Linked DNA regions of Homo sapiens: all the other regions are linked to region 1. A link is a loop called in an ENCODE intact Hi-C map of the cell type or tissue named here. Cell type or tissue: PC-3. All regions are shown on one strand. Region 1 has its middle 66 kb from the start of CEP126. Region 2 has its middle 130 kb from the start of MIR3920. Region 3 has its middle 91 kb from the start of MIR3920.

Evidence for each region. Peaks named below come from ENCODE experiments on the same cell type or tissue, not always from the same donor. Only the 100,000 strongest peaks of a DNase experiment are listed, where the experiment ranks them.
Region 2: a loop joins it to region 1, with 22 times the contacts of the local background. A loop is called at or near these places in 5 of 110 quality-filtered maps.
Region 3: a loop joins it to region 1, with 10 times the contacts of the local background. A loop is called at or near these places in 14 of 110 quality-filtered maps.

Annotation. Positions count from the first base shown.
Region 1 is chr11:101,847,534-101,850,033 of GRCh38, reverse strand. No RefSeq gene overlaps it. Among named protein-coding and RNA genes, the nearest start is that of CEP126, 66 kb to the left of the region's middle. In PC-3, CTCF peaks have their summits at 1,347 and 1,552 (motif pointing right); no DNase peak of the experiment used is centred here.
Region 2 is chr11:101,389,349-101,391,848 of GRCh38, reverse strand. No RefSeq gene overlaps it. Among named protein-coding and RNA genes, the nearest start is that of MIR3920, 130 kb to the left of the region's middle. In PC-3, a CTCF peak has its summit at 1,105 (motif pointing left); no DNase peak of the experiment used is centred here; H3K27me3 peaks cover 170 bases.
Region 3 is chr11:101,427,699-101,430,198 of GRCh38, reverse strand. No RefSeq gene overlaps it. Among named protein-coding and RNA genes, the nearest start is that of MIR3920, 91 kb to the left of the region's middle. In PC-3, CTCF peaks have their summits at 915 and 1,120 (motif pointing left); a DNase peak (open chromatin) is centred at 1,108.

The sequences.
Region 1 (2,500 bases):
GTATCCTTTGACCAATATTGCCCCAATTCTCCTTCCCCAACAACCACCCCAGCCTGTTAACCACAACTCTACTCTCTAATTCTATGAGATCAACTTTTTTAGATTACACATATTTTCTATGAAGGCCTTCAACTGATTGGATGAGACCTGCCCACATTATAGAGGGTAATCTCTTTTACTCAGTCTATTGATTTCAATATTAATCTCATTTAAGGTATACCTTTACACAAATTTCTAGAATAATGATTGACTAAATAACTAGGTACCATGGCCTAGCCATGTTGACATATAAAATTAACCATCACATCACAAAACATAGTTATCTTCCTTAGTCTGGACAACCCCTTCATTTTACAGATGAGAAAACATAGAAATGAAGTGACCTGCATCAGGCTCCGTGGCAAGATATTGACCAACTGGCACTCTTAACTCCTTCCATGATACCGTAATCTACAGATTCCCATATGGGAACATCTGGAATGTAAACATGTTCACTTTCTGCAGTTGAGTTACTTTCCTACTTTATAACGTTACTTATAGTACACATGTAGGTTCCCAACACAGGACTAACAATAGTCACAACAGACATAAAAACAAAAACCCACAATTTGTGAAATAATGGAATTCTTAGCTCACAGCCTATTTGAGGCTTTCTCTTCATCTAATTTATGGTAATACCTAGGAATATTAGCTATCCATATTTATATCAATCAACATTTGTGAATTTTGTTGTTGAACATATACTTAAAAACTGGCCATAAACACCAGCAGCTGCCCATGTGTCATTTCTAAGGTCAATAAATTATAAAGTAATACTGGTGACATTCAGTAGGTGATGTAGTCTATTTGAGTGTCTCTGTATCAGTAGCAATGCTTAAGTGCCTTGTTACATGTTGTCCTACTTTTTGGAAGGTGAGAGAGTTGTCCAACCTTTTTGAAAGGTGAAACACATGTTGGTCTCTTCCATAGGTTCTGCATATTGCTTCCATGGGAACAGAAGTACAACCACAGCCAGAGTGGTAGAATAATGATCTACATTTTTCTATACAAGTCCTAATCTTCCTCCTAATGTATCTATGTATATGTGTATCTAGGTACATGAATACATATGATTTTGCTTCTCCCTGCCTTTCTGTTTTGACACCAGTTGTATTTAAGTGAGCATTGTACTTTTAAAAGTGAAATGCTCACTTAAATATGAGTCGTGGCAAAACAGAAGCTCATCTGCTTTCTCTACTTCAATGCCTTTGTTAAAGAATAATCTCTACTCTGGTTCCTGACAACCTTAGCTTTAGTGATGTGGCTAAGTGTCCTATATCCTTAGACCTGAGGATGACAGTGGGCCAAACTCTGCATGTAAATGAGCGCTCCTCACAATCCTGTTTGTGTATTTCCCCAAAGCATATTTTATGATATGCCTTACCTATGTTCCAGATTTGTATGATGGTTCAATGTTTTTCTAAGGTTTTAAATTTTAAAGTGAAACATATTTATTGAAAACAATAGCAAAGAGTTAAGTTTAAAACAAAGTATGACATAGTTACATGAAATTCTCAAAATGTCCACCAGCAGGTGGCAATATAATCCTAAATATTACTGGTAATAAAAAATTACATTTATAGACGATGAAAATAATATTAAATCCATAGATTAAATTCAGTTTTACGCATATGATTTTTCTAGATGAAGAATTTTCTTTTTATGTCCACTTAAAAGCCATAAACTTCATTCATTTCATGACTTTAAAAATATATAGTAACATTAGAATACATCTTTAATAATAAAATCAAACTCAATTATATATATTGATTCTGAATTTATGAGAATTCATAAATTCTCCCATGTTCAGGCCATTTCAATTAAATAAGAATCTGAGGGTTCAATCTAGGTATTGGCAATTTTTTTTCTTCAATTTTAATGTTAAGTTCAGGGATACATGTGCAGGATGTGCAGATTTGTTACATAGGTAAACGTGTGGCATGGTGGTTTGCTGCACAGATGGTATTGGTAATTTTTAAAGCTCCTAGTGTGATTTTTAATCTGAAGCTAGGGTTAAAAGTCACTGGTTTAGATCAGTTCTTCTTAGTTGACCTCAGTGCACCTGGGCCGTTGTTGGCTTTCTTACCTCTCCAGTTGATGCTGACACACACTAAAGTTTGAGAATGGCTATATGCAAATATTGTTTATTTCAAAGGTTCAAAATACCTGCACTTAAATGTCTGGTCTTTATTCATTAGGAAAGTCCTTCTAAAATCAGGTGCTTTCCCCAACTAATTAAAAAATCGTAGACACTTTTGCAACTAGCTGCTAATGTTTGGATCTGAACACTTCTCTAACTTAAAGCACTAATATATATGTTATTAAATTATATTGTTTCGTTCTATAACATATATCATAAATTAAGCTTGTATACATGTATACAAAATGAAGTTAGTGAAAAGATTAATTTCTTCAAATATTCTGTAATTTTACTGAAATTTAGTTGGGTTTGTTTTTCACG
Region 2 (2,500 bases), 460 kb after region 1:
ACGAGGATATGCTTGGAAGGTCTGCACAGTGATAATGGGTTTTATTTGGTTCTTGGCGACATTTTAGATAGATTAAAATTTCTATACTCAGATTTCTGTCCTACACCCTACTCGGTTTGGAGTCTACCACTATCAAATTGTGGTAAGAATCTTTCAGTCATTTTTGAGGTTCTTGGCACAAAAGGGGGAATAAATCATTTCCTGAAGCCCCACCACAGCCCCTGCAATCATTAGTAAGCAAAAGACATCATTAGTGAAGGCACAGGGCTGAAAAGAGAGAGTCAAGGTTATTGCCAGGTAAAGGTAAGGCTAATTTCCGTTACGGCAGCTCTTACTTGGGAAGAGGTAAAAGGCCAACAGCACCAAAAACCAAAAATCTAAGGCTTGTGGCACACAAAGAAAGAGAAGTGTACTCTGATTCCACAATTTTAATATTGACGTGTAATGTAGTGAAAGAAAAACATATCAGTTGGCATGTCTTAAGCAGTTACCTCAGTATAAAATGTAAATAAAATTACTGAGTTATACAAAATACTAAAAATAGAATCTGGTAGTATATTAACATATAATGATAAAGTAAGGTTTATTTCAGAAAAGCAATATTTATTCATTATTAAGACATAGACTTGGGGAAGAATTTCCATAGATCTTATTCTCTTACTGTCTTATTATATCAACTTGAGTTTCTTTACAAGTGAGTCCATCTCTTTTTCATTCCCTTATCCCTCTACCTACTGATAGTTTTTAGAGGCTGTATTGATAAAAGGTAGTTTGGGAGTAAAGGCAAAAAATTACAAGGTAACACCACTGAGAGAGTAAGCAATCAGGATATGCTGTATAATTGTTAAATCTATTCTTAATAAAATATATTATAAAAAAAGTGTCATCAAAATTGACTCAAGAATTACTTATAAATCTAAATGACTGATGATTTTTTTCAAATTTTTCTACAGCTATTGAATGATTTCCTCAAAGAAAGGTTCTAGATTTTAAAATCAAGATGGTATATTGAAAACACAAGTCCACCAAAATATCCATGAAGTAGAAAAATAGAGAGGAATATAAGAATAAAAGCATAACAAATGTGTAAAACAGGAAAGAGTGCCACCAAGTGGAATGATGTATTATTTAGGGTTCTCCTGAGAAACAGGACCAGTAGGAGACTGGTTCTCCTATTCTCACCAATAAAGCTATTGTATATATAGTATGACGTATTATTTAATACTATATATATATATATGGAAGAGTTGATGCTGCAGTTCAAGTTCAAGGGCAATATGCTGGCAGAATTTCCTCTTCAAGGATGTCAGCCTTTTTTTATTGAGGCCTTCAACTAATTGTACGAGGCCTTCCCATATTATGGAGGGTAACCTGCTTCACACAAGCCTACTAATTTAAATGTTAATCTCATCTAAAAAATACCTTCACAGAAACATATAGAATCATGTTTCATCAAATGTCTGAGTACCATGGCCTAGCCCAATTGACATAAAATATTAATTATCACAGATGATACTTGAGGAATTCCTAAAAGAAAACTGAAAGCAATCATATTTGCTGCAAAAATAAAGAATCACTGTCAACCCATATGAGGAAAAGAGTGAGTTTAAGGTTTTTCCAGAATCCATTTTCTTCTCCACAAAATCACCAACAGATAACAATGAGCAGAAGAGAGCCGTTGGACAATTGTTGGGATAATTGACTTCATCTCTATATTCAGAGCAGGTAAACCGTTGGCTCCTTGCCCTTCCTGACTTGAGCTGAGCAATGGGCAGCAGCAACATTAACTGACAGGTTTCAGCTCTGTATGGACAGTGGGGTAGAAGGGGCAACACAGAACAAGGGGATAGGTTCTGACTCTCAGAGAGATAGAGATCACACACTCCTAGAAGCCTGAGGAACACCACACTTAGTGGCACACGCCACACTTTACCATGATCACATAATCAGCACCTACTAAAGGGAAAACAGAAACTCTTAAATTCAGAGATAAAATCAAAATCACCAATCATTTGAATAAGGAATGCAAAGAATTGTAAAAAGAGCAGTATGACCAAAGCACAGAAGGTCAAGAAATAACGTGGCATGAGAAGTCAGTGGAGCATTAGGAAAAGAGGATCATGCAGGGCTCTGTAAGCCAATTGATGTTTTAGCTTTATCCTAAGAGAAACAGAAATCCATCAAAGGAGTTTCAGCCTTGATGTAATACAACACATTAAAACAAAAACAAAACAGATAATGTGGTTGTCAGAAGAAAATAGTTTGGACAGGCTTTCCATTTCCAGTTATGATAGACTTAGTAACCAAACCAAATTTCCCTCTGAAAAAAAAATTCTAGATAAAACACACACACAAAAACCCCACCAACCTAATGGAAGAAATATACAGAATACTGACTTCAAAATCCACATGCAGACAGAAACCCATATGAATGAAAATAACACAGAAACCACTTTTGGCCTAAATTCAGCTAAAGATGTTGAACTCAAGTTTTGTTCTT
Region 3 (2,500 bases), 420 kb after region 1:
TACTCTCCAAATGAAAGATGGGTGAGAGCCAAGAGGCAGAAGGAGAATGTAGATTAAAGTGGAGAAAAAAGAAGAAAACAAAAACTGAAGCGTGGAGCAGTGCCTCTTTTATGTCAAAATAAAACTCAAAAATGAAGTAGCAGCCAGAAGATGAAAAAGAATAACAACCACTACACAATTCAAGAAATATGAGGGGAAGAAAGGTTGCTTCTCTGCAAGACTGTGTGCTGAGCTCAAAGAGAAAAAGAAACCCTGAGACTGCTCTTGCCCTCATTCTTCCCTAGCAATAGCTGCTGATTTGTTGACTCTGCCATGTGACCTTTGCAACCACTTAGCTGCCTTTTGTTAACATGTCAAACACTGAAGTTTCTTCTTTAATCACCACCAGCAGATGATTCAGTGAAAATTTAAAATGGATTCACTGATGGCATCAAAATGGCAGAGTAGGAGCAATCTGGCTTCACTCTCCCTCATAGAAAAGCAAAAACAACTATCTAGTGCCAAGATTATCACCCGGAATATTCCAAAACTTAAAACTGAGGCTGCGACAATCCCTAGAGCCTCAGAGAAGTGAAAAACCAGGAGCAGAAGGTAGGGGAAATGAATTTCTTTAACCTTGATGCCCCTCCAGCAAGCTGCCAGGCACCACATGGAAAACTGCCCCTAGACTTCTTTCTACACTGAAAAAGTGTAGCCTCTACAATGGAAAAACTGAGATCAAGGCAGACAGCTGGCTTCTCCACCATCCTGGGTTCCTTAGAAGGAAAAACATTCCTGCCTTAACCCAAGGGAATCATTGCAAGTGCCTGTAGGGTAAAAACTCCTTAGGTCAGCCAGAGACAAAAAGTGGAGGTGAGGCTAGCAGCAGTCAGCATGCAAAATCTGGTGGCTGCTCTTCATTTCTACCTAGGGAGGCATAAATCAGAAAGGCTCTTCAGCAGGATCATGCTATAGGAGGCATTATCCATGACTGCTTTGGGCACAAACCTTCGCCAGCCTTCCCAGACAGCCATGTATCCACTTTGGATCCCACCCCCAGGCCCATCCAAAAATAGGCACTATGCAAAACTCAGAACCTGTGAAAGAGCTAGAGCAAAGATTAGCTTAGGGCACCATCTAGTGCTGAGAAGGAGTCAGCAATCTTGAGATAAGGCACCTTAACAGTCTGCCTAGGACCTTTAGACATATATACTCTAGAAAGATCAACACAAAGCAAGACAGACAGAGAAGCCTGGAATAAATACCTAATACTTCAGTGCAAAGACATAAAAATACATCCAAAATAAGCAAGAGCAAACAGGAAACTGTGGCCTCAAAAATTAACAAAATAAGAAACCAATGACTGACCCTAATAGGATGGCAATGTGTAACCTCTCAGATCAAGAATTTAAAATAGTAGTTTTGGGGAAACCCAGTGAATTTCAGAATAACACAGAAAAGCAATTCAGATATTTATCAGATAACTTTAACAAAGATATTGAAAAAAAAACTTAAAAATCAAACAGAAAGCCTAAAGCTGAAAAATGTGATTAATGAACTCAAAAATACAATAGAAGGTCTCAACAACACAATTGATCAAGCAGAAGGAAGAATCAGCAAGCTCAAAGATAAACTAATTGAAAATAGAGGAGAAAAAATTAAAAAGAATGAAAAGAAACAAAGCTTACAGGTCCTAAGGGACAACATCAAAAGAGCAAATATAAGGGTCACTGAAGTTCAAGAGAGACTTGAAAATGACAAAGAGGTAGAAACTTATTCAAGTAAATACTAACAGAAAATGTTCCAAACACGGAGAAAGATATAAATATCCAAGTATAGGAAGGTTCAATATCACCAAATAGATACAATATAAATATGACTATCCCAAGACATATTGTAACTAAACTCTCAAAGGTCAGTGACAAAGACAGGATTCCGAAAGCAGCATGAGAAAAGAAGCAAATGACTTATAAATGTCACCCAAAGTTCACTCTGGCAGTAAACTTCTGAGTAGAAACCTTACAAGCCAAGAGAGGGTAGGATGATATATTCTGAGTGCGGAAGGAAAAAAAAAAATTGCCACCCATGAATACTATACCTGGCAAAATTATCCTTCAGAAATGAAGGATAGATAAAGACTTTCTCAGACAAACAAAAGCATAGGGAATTCATCACTGCCAGACCTGTCTTGCAAGAAATGCTAAAGGGAGTTATTCAAACTGAAAGAAGAGGTGTAACAAGAAAACATCTGAAAGTTTAAAACTCACTGGTAAAATTAAGCATACAGACAAATTCAGAATACAATAATATGGTAATTGTGGTATATAAACCACTTATATCCTTAATATGAAGAATAAAAGACAAAATATTTAAAAATAATTGTAACTACAAATGTTTGTTAAGTGATAGGCAATATAAAAATATGCAAATTGTGACATCAAAAATTCAAAATTTTGGAGGGGCAGAAATAAATTTAAAGCGTTGAGTTTTATTTTGATTATTTCTTTTTTGACAGGACTAA